4 separate regions of the Homo sapiens genome follow, and regions 2, 3 and 4 are each linked to region 1. A link is a contact called in ENCODE Hi-C data. All regions are on one chromosome and are shown on one strand. Each heading gives the region's core, a stretch centred on a gene start or an enhancer-like site at or near the end of the contact. The rest is flanking DNA. Distances are from core to core; before and after follow the strand shown. Region 1 holds the start of SREK1IP1 (SREK1 interacting protein 1). Region 2 holds the start of UTP15 (UTP15 small subunit processome component). Region 3 holds the start of BTF3-DT (BTF3 divergent transcript). Region 4 holds the start of PTCD2 (pentatricopeptide repeat domain 2).

What was found. A loop is a pair of places that touch in the nucleus more often than their neighbours do. Pooled maps may share reads with other maps.
Region 2: a pooled map shows a loop between it and region 1 (4-fold over the local background). The contact joins the promoter of UTP15 here to the promoter of SREK1IP1 in region 1. A Hi-C loop is called at or near these places in 2 of 50 pooled maps.
Region 3: a pooled map shows a loop between it and region 1 (4-fold over the local background). The contact joins the promoter of BTF3-DT here to the promoter of SREK1IP1 in region 1. A Hi-C loop is called at or near these places in 4 of 50 pooled maps.
Region 4: a loop to region 1 is called in a pooled map, with 21 times the contacts of the local background. The contact joins the promoter of PTCD2 here to the promoter of SREK1IP1 in region 1. A Hi-C loop is called at or near these places in 4 of 50 pooled maps.

What each region holds. Positions count from the first base shown.
Region 1 is chr5:64,767,143-64,770,416 of GRCh38, reverse strand. It overlaps SREK1IP1 (SREK1 interacting protein 1), which reads left to right and starts at 1,726. Exons shown (of 5, transcript NM_173829.4): 1 at 1,726-1,912. The coding sequence starts at 1,900. CWC27 (CWC27 spliceosome associated cyclophilin) reads right to left here and starts at 1,487. Exons shown (of 14, transcript NM_005869.4): 1 at 1,229-1,487. The coding sequence starts at 1,270. LOC124900985 (a long non-coding RNA gene) reads left to right here and starts at 1,921. Exons shown (of 4, transcript XR_007058787.1): 1 at 1,921-3,274. RefSeq lists enhancers at 991-1,715, 1,434-1,753, 1,904-1,993, 1,145-2,344, 1,716-2,442 and a silencer at 1,681-1,975.
Region 2 is chr5:73,564,288-73,567,561 of GRCh38, reverse strand. UTP15 (UTP15 small subunit processome component) reads right to left here and starts at 1,819. Exons shown (of 13, transcript NM_032175.4): 1 at 1,650-1,819; 2 at 128-300. The coding sequence starts at 217. It overlaps ANKRA2 (ankyrin repeat family A member 2), which reads left to right and starts at 1,923. Exons shown (of 9, transcript NM_023039.5): 1 at 1,923-2,430. RefSeq lists enhancers at 1,554-2,108, 1,680-2,239, 2,250-2,459, 2,480-2,529, 2,109-2,663.
Region 3 is chr5:73,496,668-73,499,941 of GRCh38, reverse strand. BTF3-DT (BTF3 divergent transcript) reads left to right here and starts at 1,622. Exons shown (of 1, transcript NR_186388.1): 1 at 1,622-2,389. It overlaps BTF3 (basic transcription factor 3), which reads right to left and starts at 1,500. Exons shown (of 6, transcript NM_001037637.2): 1 at 1,143-1,500; 2 at 740-808. The coding sequence starts at 1,274. RefSeq lists a silencer at 1,016-1,065 and enhancers at 702-1,512, 1,276-1,575, 1,606-1,665.
Region 4 is chr5:72,319,123-72,322,067 of GRCh38, reverse strand. It overlaps PTCD2 (pentatricopeptide repeat domain 2), which reads right to left and starts at 1,695. Exons shown (of 10, transcript NM_024754.5): 1 at 1,559-1,695. The coding sequence starts at 1,685. MRPS27 (mitochondrial ribosomal protein S27) reads left to right here and starts at 1,828. Exons shown (of 11, transcript NM_015084.3): 1 at 1,828-1,919. The coding sequence starts at 1,847. RefSeq lists enhancers at 1,497-1,706, 1,767-2,096, 1,695-2,235, 2,236-2,777.

The sequences.
Region 1 (3,274 bases), core at 477-2,976:
ATTCAATCTCTACCAGTGTTTATTAACTGGGGGTGATATTGCCCTCAAGAAACATTTGGAAATAGGAGGAGGTAGGTATTTTGGGTTTTCACATTGATATTAAATAAGATAGGTGAGGGGTGGGATGGACATACTAATCTACAATGCCCAGGAGAAGTTCAAACAAAGAATTGAAAGAATTGGTCTGCCCATAAAATATCCATTACATTTTTGCTGGGAATTACAGCATTTTTGGTTTCACTTTTAAATTGCTCTCATTACATTATCAAATGTCAATGAATAAAAGACTGTATAAATTATTTATGATGCAATCATGTAACAAACAGGATGGTATGTTGTGTAAATTTAGCTTATCTTAATTCAACTATATACTTCCAATCTCATTTTCTCCAATATGCTGATTCATCAAATTTCATATGTGATATAAGCTAGGTCTCAATTTAAGAATTCAGGTGACACTTATTCCACAACAGACTCTTCTGCCTTGTACAGCATACAAACATCTTGGATGGGAATTGGCATACATTAGCCATCAAATCAATCAGAGAAACCTTTCCCCATTCTAATGTGGTAATAGTCCCCATTTCCCACTTTCTCTGACTGACAGTCATCTCAGGTTTTAAAACCAGCTCAAAAGATATCTTTTCCATGAGGCTTTTCCTAACTTCCCCAGTTGTTCACTACTCAGTACCGCCATAGCAACCTGGTCTCTTCTCCACAAGCACGCTTATCAGACATACAGGCTTTTGTTTACCTGTCTGTCTCACAAACTAAACTATAAGCTTTTCCGGGAAAACAACTACCTTACCCATCCATCTTTGTATCTCCGGCGCCTAGTACAGTGCCCAGTGCCTCGCAGGCGTTCAATTAATGATTGTAGAAGAAATGGAGAATGAATGACCTTAGTTAAGCAAAGAATATATCAAACTCAAAAATGTCTGTTTAAAAACCTAAGACCCCAGAAATCGGCTGCATGAGTTGGGTTAAAGCATTAAATAGGACCGGAATGCTGGTAGGTAGAGAAATCTCCACTTGACTTCTTCAAGTACATCCTGAAAAGTACCAACATCAGTGTTTCGATGCAACATTGTCCACATGCAGGAGTAAAGACAACACTTCTCGTGGTCTCTTCCTACCACGAGATCCTGAAACCCACTCCCCACCCCAAATCCGGGAAATCTCACTTTGGGGATCCCAGGACCCCAAGTTCCCTAGATGAGGCTCTCACCTTCCCATTCGTGGGAGGCTCCTGGATGTAGATGTTGCTCATCTTGGTCAGTACAAAGGACTCTGCTCCTTACGGGGGATGAGAGCGGCCGGCCGGCCACTAAAGCTGTCCGCCTACGAGTACACTCTTCCTTAAGTCCAGTGGTGCAGGAAAGCTTCAGTTTGTCAATATCACGCAAGACAGGGACACCAAACACTACCCCTGCCCAAAGGAGCCCCTCACGGACGCCGCCATGTTGTTACCGGACCCGAGCACCGCTAACCCTGAGAAGGGTTATTCCAATGTACTCCAGGGAACGAGAAAAGTCCGTAAAGTTACCATAGCTTAATGTTATTTATGTTATTTGTATTACAATATTAGAAGGGACACTTCATAAGTGTTGGCGGTGTTTACACTACTCTCGTGTGCAGATCAAACTAACTCCCCCTCCAAAACTATCAGTAATGGTTCGGACCATGTGTCTTCTGCAATATGACTCGTCCGGAAACTGCATCCGCATCTACTGGTTCTGCCGTCGCTAGAGGCGTACAGGCCCTTCCCGACCGTAGCGAGGGTGCTGCTGCGCTGGGGGAAGGAAAACGCCGCTTTGACTGTGCCTTGTTCTCACAGCTGGCGGGAAGCAAGCGCCTTTTCGAAAGCCAGAGGCTCGAGTTACCCCTCTTACCACCGTCATGGCAGTCCCAGGTAAGGAGCAATTACAGGGCCTCTGCGTCCGAGCTCCGAAGGGAGCGCAAGGGAGGGTAGGGTAGGGTGCGGCGTGTACGGAGCAGCGCCCATGGGGATTTAGGCGGAGGCCTTAAAATTCACAGGTTTGTTTTGTTTACATGAAAAAGTTTACACTCCAAACATAAACTCTGAAGGAAAGAAAATAACTATCTTCCCCCCAGGAGCCAAGCCCCAGCTGCTTGGGATTACAGGGAAAGTGTATTGTGGAAGGGAGGGAGGAGGGAGAGACTGTAACTGTAGGCCTAAGGGGGCAAGCGGCCGAGAAAAACTACCTTAACTGTGGTATGGCTTAAAACTAAAACTTGAAGTGGGAACACTTGGCCGACCCAGGTAACCGGAGGCATCGTTTGTCTTAGAAGTCGCTAGGACCCACCGGGTGTGCGGGTTCTACTCCTAGCTCTTCCTGTTGTATGTAGCTGCTCCGTGGCCATAGATTGGTCGCTTTGTGCTTCTGGGCCTCAGTTTCCTTATAAAAAGAAGGAGCTTTGTTGAATTATATATAAGATTTCTTCTAACTCTCAAATTCTATGTCCAGAAGTTACTGACCTAAAAACGGTGAACTCTGCAGAATAATTACTTAAAAGATTTTCTCGTCCTCAACTACCAGCTTACTTGGAAGTTCTAGTAGCGGAAAGCATCTCCTCAAACCAGCTTTGCCACTGCAGAACACTGATTGCAGGAGACATTTTCAGAAATACACACTTCTCCACCCCACCTCCCAACTTGGAAATTCCCAGCGCACTTTAGTAATAGAAAAGATTCTATTCTATTAGAATAGAATACTATGAATTGCTATAGAATTACTATGAACTATAGAATTACTATGGTTCAGAACCCTAACTTTGTTTAAACCTGCACTTCCCAGTATTATTTGACCAGGTTCTTTATTCTGTGGCAGCCTTTTTGAACCTCCTTCTACAGATAGCTGTTATTGGAACACTGTGCTTTTGTACTAACTGAAGTTTGCGGAGGAGTACATCTGGAGCTGTGAGAGAGGAAATGTACACTCTTTATTAAGCCTACTGTGTGCCAGGCACTGGTACTGGGCATTGGAAATACAGTGGTGAGCAAGGTAGACATGGTTACGCTTCACACAGAACTTAGAATTTAGCAGTGAAGAGAGAGAAATTTACAGAAAGTGGGACAAGTGCCATGGCAAGGAAAATACAAGACCTTAGCACAAAGTAAGGGCACCAAACACATACAGGATGGGCAGAAGGACTTTCCAAAGGAGGTAGCACTTAGGAGGAGATCTGAATTGTAGGAGGGGTGGCTTGAAGGGAGAGGAGACTGCAGTCGGAGGAACTGGATACGTAAAGG
Region 2 (3,274 bases), core at 570-3,069, 8.8 Mb before region 1:
AAACTATAAGCTGCTGATAGATGGTTTTCAGTTAATAATTCTCTGTTAGAGCATCCAGAGTATAACATATGCTAGAGAAATTGGCATAAACACAAATCCCTTCTCCCTCATTACGTCCCACACTCACCTTATAGTTGTTCCAGTACAGTGTATCTTGGGTGATTTTTTCACCAAGTATAGGATATGTCTGAATAGCTACAGGCTTATAACCAGCCATAATTCCATATAATTGCACTATTGTCCAAGAGTCACTATTTTGGAATTGGTATTAGAAATAATTACAGTGACTCTGCCTTAATTCTGAAAAATAAAATATTTTATATACATATTATAAGCTTGTACACATAGTTGATTTTCACTCTGCTTTCTTTAAAAAGTCTGTGTGGAAGTATATAGATTAGAGACCAATAAGCCATTTAATTCTAACCCAGAAAAGGCAATCTATAGGAAGCAGGAATAATTAAAGTGAAGGCTATCATATCGCACCATCTATTCAGCTGTACACAAAGGTTCTCACACCTAGCCAACCATTTTACAACACTTAGGAATAAATCTAGCACAGCCTTACAGTAGCCAAACCAAAAAGGATCATGCTGGCTTTGAGTGTCCATTTTTTGGCAACAGGAAATATTAAGGTGAAACTGCAAATACAAGTTTCCTGAAACCAAGTTTAAGATGACATTTAATCTATAACAATTATAGTTACGGATTTGATTTCCTGAAAGCCTAAAAATGCCAAGAAGTAAGAAACACAAAGCTAATATTCTAATGTAGAAGCTTAAAATTAAATTTACTTTAAAAGGTTTAAACAGTAGGAAAGAAAACTGTAATAAAGCAGTCCTGAAATTAAATTCAACACTAAAGTGGCAGAATAGGATAAAACTTTTAAATAACATGCAATCAAGCCAAAACATTTTTCCAGAACGACTCAATTGCAAAAGAGATTCAATGTTATCAGGTAAATGATTCCAGAGGTGCTGCTCATCATCTATTCCAAAAAGCCTGAAAACTTTACATTAGTAACACCACGATAAATAGGTGTAACATATATTTAAAAGGTGCTTTAATGAAATACAATGACCAATGATTGTATTTCACTGGTCTTTGGGAACACTCTTCTGTTCATTAAAGTACCTACCAATGTGCAGGACACTGCTCTAGGCACTGGGGCTATAATGGTGAATGAAATAAAGACATGGTCTGTGCCTTTGCTTACTCCAATATACTCCATTTTGGCTGGTGACTGGCACCAGATATTAACCTAGACTCAGCCTTGACGTGTCCTTTTCTTCCTCACTCCTAACATCCAAATAGTTAACAAGATCTGCTGATTTTATCTCCCAAATATTTTAAAACTCCATTAGGTTCACTTCACCTGAGGGAGCCTCGTAAGCAAAGGCAAAGATGGAAATGTGTCCATTGCCTTGGAGAGTTGCTGATTACTCCGGGAACTAACAACGGTGGACAGGAAAGGGTGTAATCGCAGAGAAGAACCTAGGTCGAAGCTTAATTGAGGGGAACTTGAGCCGGTTAAAGAATTTGGCCACTCTCCTATATAGCCTGGGAAGCCCCAGAAGAGCATGCCAGATTAACACAGGAAGGCCGGGTGTGAGTGTGGGCTTCCCTCAATGGGAGCCGCCTTCACCTACCTCCACTGAGCCCCAAAGGGTCCGACGAGACACCTCGACCCAAGGACAATTAATCGGACTGTGCCAGCTCCCTACCCTGCACAGTTCAGCAGCACTGGCGTAAAAATCACATGGACCCTCAAGGAGCCGGCGACACACACAGCGAACCGAACGTCGCGCGAAGATGACGTACCAGAGCACGCTCATGAGACTCACGCAGCCCGGCGGCGCAGAGGCGGGTCAGGTGGGCGGGGCGATCTGGAGTAGGAGGTGTGACCGGAGGGCGAAATTGGGGCTTCCTCTGCTCTGGTGACCCAGAACCGTCAACTGAAATGACCCTGTCTGTGTAGTACTCCGGCAGGATGGGCCTCGGAGCGTAAAGGCGGCAAAAACAAAAATATTAAAAAAAAGGAGAGAGGGACAAAAAAAAGAAAACCCGAAAGTTTCAGCTGCATTGCTGCGGAACGTTTTTTAGCCAGAAGGCGAAAGAAGAAATCGGAAGTGACGTCGCGGCCAAAACAAGCCCGGGCTTGGAGGCCTGTACTGAAGCTGGCCTCAGATGGGAAGGCCCGACTCGCTGTCTGCTGTCGTCGGTGGTCGCGAGACCTTGCACTCTCACCGGGTCGGCCTCCAGCCCCTGTGCCCGGGATCCGCTCGCCGCGGATGAGCGAGAGTTTCTTCCTGGGACTTTTCGGGCACAGCTGGCCGGTGGCGACAGAACGGACTTTCTTTCCTGCAAGAGTCTCCCCTCCAGCGGGAGACAGCGGGCTCCTGTCTCGGGACGCTGGGACACCTGTCGCCTGTGAGGCATCATTTATTTTCATAGCACCTTCCTCTCCTTGTAGAATAATTCCAGGATCAGGAAGAAACGAGGGGCTCCTGTTATTAGCATCCACAGGAACTAGCATAGCTGCCCACTTTATCTCCGTAGACTCTCTATCCCTTCATCCCTGGGCTCTGACAGATCGAGGTGAACCTAGCTATCGATTGCCTTACCCCCTTTTTCTCACCACCACCTCTTCTAAGTCCTGTTACCCCACTCCCCTCACCCCCGCCTCCCTCTCCTGTTCTTCAAAATTTTGGCCTACCAATCAACTTTGCTTCTCCTCTCGTTAAACTGCTGTGCCAAGATAAGCGTTCATTTTCCACCCACCCCCTTCGCCTAAGCACATTTGCTATTCTCCTCTCGAAGACCTGTAATTCCATCTATAAACCCTGATTTGTAACATGGAAGCTGTTTAGAGCTGGAAAGAATATTAGAAAGGCCTATTTCAACACCTTTTTATAATAGATGAATTTCAGAAAACTTGTATTATTTATTTGTCCAGGAGTGGCCAGCTAGTTAGTAGCGATGTTGGGAGTGGAAAGCCAGGTCTAATCAGCAAATGTTAGAAATAGAAAAGAATATGGAAAAAATTGTTAAAGTTAAGATCAGAAAACATTTATGGAGCACCTGGTAGGACCAAGTACTGTTCTGTGTGCAAAAATTAGTAAGAGTGGTCCCCATCCTAGGGGAGTTTTCAATTTAGCTGTTATTTAAATGGAAATTGTCAAAAGGATGGTGAATGCTAAAATACAGATACATGCAGGGTGCTCAGAGAGCTTAGGGGAGTTGCACTTAGCCAACCGCTGGATAGGAGAAAGGG
Region 3 (3,274 bases), core at 373-2,872, 8.7 Mb before region 1:
TAAATACTAAGAATGTGCTAACAATACAAACTAGGTAGACCTCTGTCTACAGTGGACTTCTTATTAATTACAGGACAATCTAAAAATCAGCTTCAAAAAAGAATCCCCTTGATGTGAATCAGTATCCACCAGGAAAAAAACAATTAATCAAAAACTGATCATTTAAAAATCAGTCACTTTAATTCCCTCATTTTTACAGTAATACAAAGTCAGAACAGGAAAGATACCTACTTGGGTTATATTTTCAAATCTAATAGTCACTGCTCTTAAACTCCAAAATGTACCCGTATCTTCAAATACCCTTGAAATATGCAACTACCCTAAAGAATATTTAGTTCAGAAAGCAGTACAGAAAGGTCTCAATTTACAAGAGAGACAAACAAGCACTGACTTTAGAAAACTCAGGCCAAAACAAGTCAAGGGTATGATGTGCACAACGATCTAACTGAAATGACACATTTTCCTTACTAATTAAATTAGGAAACACTTTTGTGTTCTACTTACACTCTGTAACACTGAAAACACAAACATGTTTACACAAAGGCGATGTTTTTAGCTCGTCTCACTGATGTGTCTCCAACCCTCGTCTCCCCCGCTCCTCGAGATTTGCTAGCTCCGTGAATTTCCCTCGATAGGCAAAGTTTGTCACCGATAATATAAGAAGCGCAAAAGGAATATGTTTTTTAAAATACCTAAACCTTAAAAAAAAAACCCACAAACCCGAACTATTAAAACTTACTTTCCCACCAATGCGCACTTGTGCCTGCAGTTTGGCGAGTTTTTCCTGGTTCATGATTGTTTCTTTCATCTAGAAAAAGAGGAAATCCTCAGCAAGGATAGGTTTAGCTCACTCTAGCATTCCATGCTCGTTATTTCCCAAGATACCAGCAGGAAAATAAACGTCCTACACAGGCCGAAACCTGGATCCCAAATCCACCCCGCAAAGCTCCAAATTTGGGTTTCCAGGGAGCCCAAAGAGCACCCGCCTCCCCACCACTCCCCCACAGCTCCCCGCTCTTGGCAGGCCCGGATGAAAGGCTCTACCCCACGCCTGGCCAGCACCCCCCACCCCTGGCCCTGGCCTGGCCTCGGCCTAGCCAGGGCCTGCCCGGCCCGGCCACTCTCCGCAAGCCTCGCGGTACCTGAGGCTCCTGTCCTCGGGTTCCGCCGCGAGGTGGAGGTTGAGACAGCGTCGCCTCGCCCCCAGGGCAGCCGCCCCTGGCTCGACCTCGCCCCCGAGAGTCAGCCTGAGCGGGTGCGCCTGTCCGTCGCATCGCCTTCCTCTCCTCCTCTGCCCTGTCCCTCCCTGTCTCGCTCCTTCAGGGAACTTCCCGCCCCCGCTCCCGTCCTCCTACCACGCCGCCGTCCAGAGCCTTTTTGTACCTTGTCGGAGCGAATAAGGGGCCGCGCGGGGGACTAGGGTTGGTGCTCAAGGGGTCTCGGGTGGACCACCTGAGATTAGGCGCACACACGCGGGGACGCAAGATGGCAGCTAAAGGGAGGCCGGAAGTGACACAAGGCCACTTCCTTCAAGAGTCAGGAAACTGACTTCGCCGCGAACTCGGTTCCTCCCTGCGCACGCGCGACAGCGTTTGTGATGGTCCAGCGAGTCCCTATTCTCCTCCTCCTGCTCCAGCGGCTGCCGGCTGTAGGCCCTACGAGAGACTGCTGGCTTGGGGCGCAGCCCGTACCTCTGGGAGAGGCCACAAAGGGGTCGGAGAGCGCGGTCCTGTGCACAGTTAGGGTTAAGTCCGCTCAGTCTCCATTGGGCCCTGATCCTGAAGTTCTGTGCCCTCCGAAGAAAGGGCCTATTCACGTTTCCTGGAGACGCCGGAGGTGCCCAGCTTGTGCTCACCACTCAAGCAGCTCTCCCCTTGCTGGAGGTGTGGGTTGGAGAATTGCAGAATTTCCCTCTCGGCCCGAATGAGCCATTACCAAAGCATTTTGTCAAAAATAGTGAAGTTAGTTTGGCCTTCCAAGGTTAGGTGGTGTGGTAGATTGCGGGACCGAGGTTCAGAATTTCTGGGGGCTGTATCCCCGAGCCCCACTCCTCAGAATGCAACTCTGTACGACGAAGGAACTGGGTAATCCGCATTTCAGCCAATTTAGCAGATGACTAACCACCTTAAAACGGTCCACACAATTATCTTGTTTATCAGGCAAAAAAATTGACTCCTAGGTACCGAATTGGCATGGATTTGACAATTAGCGATTCACGGTTAAGCAGACTTTATCTATCTTAATCCAATCAAAGGAGAATTTCTGCCTGCTGTGTTTGGAGAGACAACGCGTGGATGTGAGTTAAACTTTGTTAAACCCAGGACAAGCTTTAAGATAAAACGACTGATATTTAAAATGGCAATTTAAATAAAAATGTTCTCTGATCAGCCTTTTTGTGGTCTTAACCATGAAATGTCTTTGCATATTCAAAAGTGAGTCCGAAATCTTAGAATGCAATGTGTGTAGCAAGAAAACTTGTTCAAGTGCAGACCCCTCTCCAGTTAAGATCAATGTTTAAACTTTTTGAATACTTTTTACATATAAGTTTGTTGCAACTGATGTCTCAAGAACATAACTGGTGAGGACAGCTGTATTGCCTTTTAGAATAATTGTTACAGTTATATTTACAAAAAACAATGTTGCTTCAGTTAAATATGAGTGAAGTTTTAGTACAGGTAAGGGTGTTTGTAGTTAGGCTTATGTGGGTTACCTTCCTAATGACAAAGGCCAAAATGGCAGTACCAACATTATGCTGTGCTCTGGAGATATTACAAAATATATAGAAAGACTCCCCCTTTTGGAAGAAATGTGTATCTTTGTCCAGGAACAGTTTTTTTCCTCTCCTCCATGTTATATTGGAGGCATTTGAAACTTCCTAGTCACGTGATGTTTTCTGAGCTTTTATAGAGACAAGATTGTATGTATGTAACCTGCCACCTTTTTTTTCTTTTTCTTTGCCTTCCCTCTCCTCTGCCCTTTTAATACACCTGTTTTCAGGAAATATTGTGAGCTACTTTTATTTATTTATTTATTTCTACTTTTTGAAACCAGGGATGCTGCTAATTTTATTTTTATAATTTTTTTAAAAAATATAAAACTTTAAAAAAATTAAAAGAGATGGGGTCTCACTTTGTTGCTTAGGCTGGGCTCAAACTCCTGCGCTCAAAGGATCCTTCAGTCTCAGCCACTTGAGAAGCTGAAACTACAGGTGTGCACCACTTTCCCTGGCTTATGACTTTTTAATTTTCCCCTCGTTCCTACTTTTTTCTCCTGT
Region 4 (2,945 bases), core at 446-2,945, 7.6 Mb before region 1:
CCATTAGACAGGTACAAATATAACTGTACAAACTGTACAAATATAAATCCTGGGAAAAACAATTTCTGAACTACCAGAGAATGCAAATCCTCAGCAAAACAGGTTTTATTTGTGTGTGTGAAAGAAGCTAGTGATTAACCGTAGCTAGTGATAAACCTGTGTGGGGACTGGTTGACAGGAAGTTGGGATTTGAAGTACAAATGGGCATTTGCCATCGGTTAAGGGTATCAAGGGCATTTAAAAAAAAAACTAATAACATTTAAATGCAAAACAGGCATATTTAGTTTTGGTTTATCCAGGGAGAAGCACAGTGTAGTGGAAAAAGCTGCAGCATGACCACTGGAACTCCCAGTTTTGTCCTCTGTGAAATGAGGGGGTTAAGGCCTCTCAGATGTGGACTCAAAATACATTTGAGATACATGGAAATCATTGATCACAGCTTAGTAGATTTGGGAAACATCATCCTTTCTTTAGGATCCTTGGCTGTGCATGAGATAAAACGGACCAAGCGTGGCCGAAGAATCACGCACTAACAGAGTTCTGTGAGCTGCAGTAACAAGGTAACAATAAAAGTTGCTATTTATTTACAGAAAGGCAGTCCAGTGAAGTGGTTAGGAGCAGGTTTCTATTGTTGGGTGTGTTCAAATCCCACCTCTAACAGTTCCCTCTGACTTTGGGCAAATTACTTAACCTTGTTCCTCCTCTGTAAATGGAGAAAAGAATGGTACTTCTCTTGCTGGGTGTTGTCTAGAGAAAAGGAATTAATGTATGTAAACTACATTAAAGTAATGCCTGACAAACATTTTTACTATCACTCACTAGCATCTTCAGATTTAACTCTCTTCATAGAGATGTTAGAGGATAGTTTTGAAAAATGAAGAAACGTGCCGTTAAGTCTTTTAGATTGTTAGCAGAACTGAGACTCCATAAGACCTCTGCTTCCAAACTCTGCAGAAAAGAAAAAGGCCGGGCGCGGTGGCTCACTCCTATAATCCCAGCACTTTGGGAGGCCGAGGCGGGTGGACCACGAGGTCAGGAGTTCGAAACCAGCCTGGCCAACATAGTGAAACCCGTCTCTACTAAAAATACAAAAAATTACCCGGGCGTGGTGGCGCACGCCTGTAGTCCCAACTACTCGGAAAGCTGAGGCAGGAGAATCGCTTGAACCCGGGAGGCGGAGGCTGCAGTGAGCCGAGATCGCGCCACCGCACTCCAGCTTGGGCGACAGAGCAAGACTTCGTCTCAAAAATAAATAAATAAATAAATAAAAGTCACCCAAGGCGGGAGGGATGTTCCTGAAGACGAACGTCGCCCCATCTGAGGGAGCACTACAGCCCCAAGGTCAATACCCCAGCAGTCCTTCGATTTGCAGGCACTGGGGGTATCCACGACCCCCAGTGGTCACCACTGCACCCACGTGCAACTAGAGGGCGAGGGTGCGCTCCAGGCCAGTGAGTGACTTAGGAGCTGTGGCTGCTCCACAGAGATGCTAGCTGGGATCTAACACTCCCTTCTCTCCCATCCCTCCCCTCCTTCCCTAGGCTAAAGCCGCGGATACCTCCGAGAGGGCAGCGGCAGCTGACAGAGCCGGAGCCTCCCACCCCAGGATACACCAAAATCTGCAGCGCCTGCAGGAGAACTCGATTCGAGGGCCGAAATGCAGCAGCCATACTGTCTCGGACCATACCAACTACTGGAACCGGGGCGAGGAGGCGGAGCGTCGGTCCTGTCGTCGAGAGCGACAAAAGGGATTCGTCCAATTCTGGGCGCCCCGAGAGGTCGAGCTGTAACCCCGCCCCTTCCTCTGTCCGTAACCCGTTGGCTGTTCCTTTTGGTACGCTCCAAGATGGCTGCCTCCATAGTGCGGCGCGGGATGCTCCTGGCGCGGCAAGTGGTTCTTCCTCAGCTCTCTCCTGCAGGTTGGCCGGACAGCTTCATTAGGCCCCTGATTATTCTGTTTTTTGGGTGAAGGGAGCGGTGGGCTTTCAAGAGGAGAGGAAACGTTTCTGGAATCTGATTGCTAGGGACGCCATTTGGGGTGTTTGGTAGTGCAGAAGAAGGAGACAAGGTATCTGATCCATTTCCTTCCCTAAAATAACAGTATGTTCCTGTCCAAAGGTACGAAGAGCAGTGGAAGGTTATATAGCATGAGGGAATTTGCGTATGATTCGCCAGATTTATGTGTTGGGGTGGTCGTGCTTTTGCTGACCACGAAAAACCCAAATGTGCGCCGGGCGCGGTGGCCCACGCCTGTGGTCCCAGCACTTTGGGAACGCGAGGCGGGCGGATCGCCAGGAGTTCGAGACCAGCCTGGCCAACAGGGCGAAACCCCATCTCTACTAAAAAATACAAAGAAATTATCTGGGCCTGGTGGCGCGCGCCTGTAATCCCAGCTACTCGGGGGGCTGAGGCAGGATAATCGCTTGAACTCGGGAGGCGGAGGTTGCAGTGAGCAGAGATCGCGCCACTACACTCCAGCCTGGGCAACAGAGCGAGACCCTGTCTCAAAAAAAAAAAAAAAAAAAAAAAAGGAAAAACCTAAATGTGTCCATTCCTGGGGCTGGGACATTTTTCTCCCATCTGAGGTTTCTTTAGAGGGACGTCAGATAAACATTTTTCCCACCACCACACATTTAGCTGGACCCCTGGTCTTCGTGGAAGAATTTTTCAGTATTAATCTCATTTTATCTGATGACCTAGAGCACAACTTTTGATTGACCTTTCTTTGCTATAGTTTTCCACGTGTAGATAATAAATGCTATTAGTTACTTGTAAAATACTTTGATATCTGAACTAAATGGCAGCCCACTCAAAGCCTGCATAGTGGATCTGATAATGAAAACATTGGAAAAAAGTTTTAAAGTATTTATAGAAGCCAAATTTGCAGTGATTCTAACCACATAATCCAGACAGACATATTTGATAAAAATGCAATAATCACACTC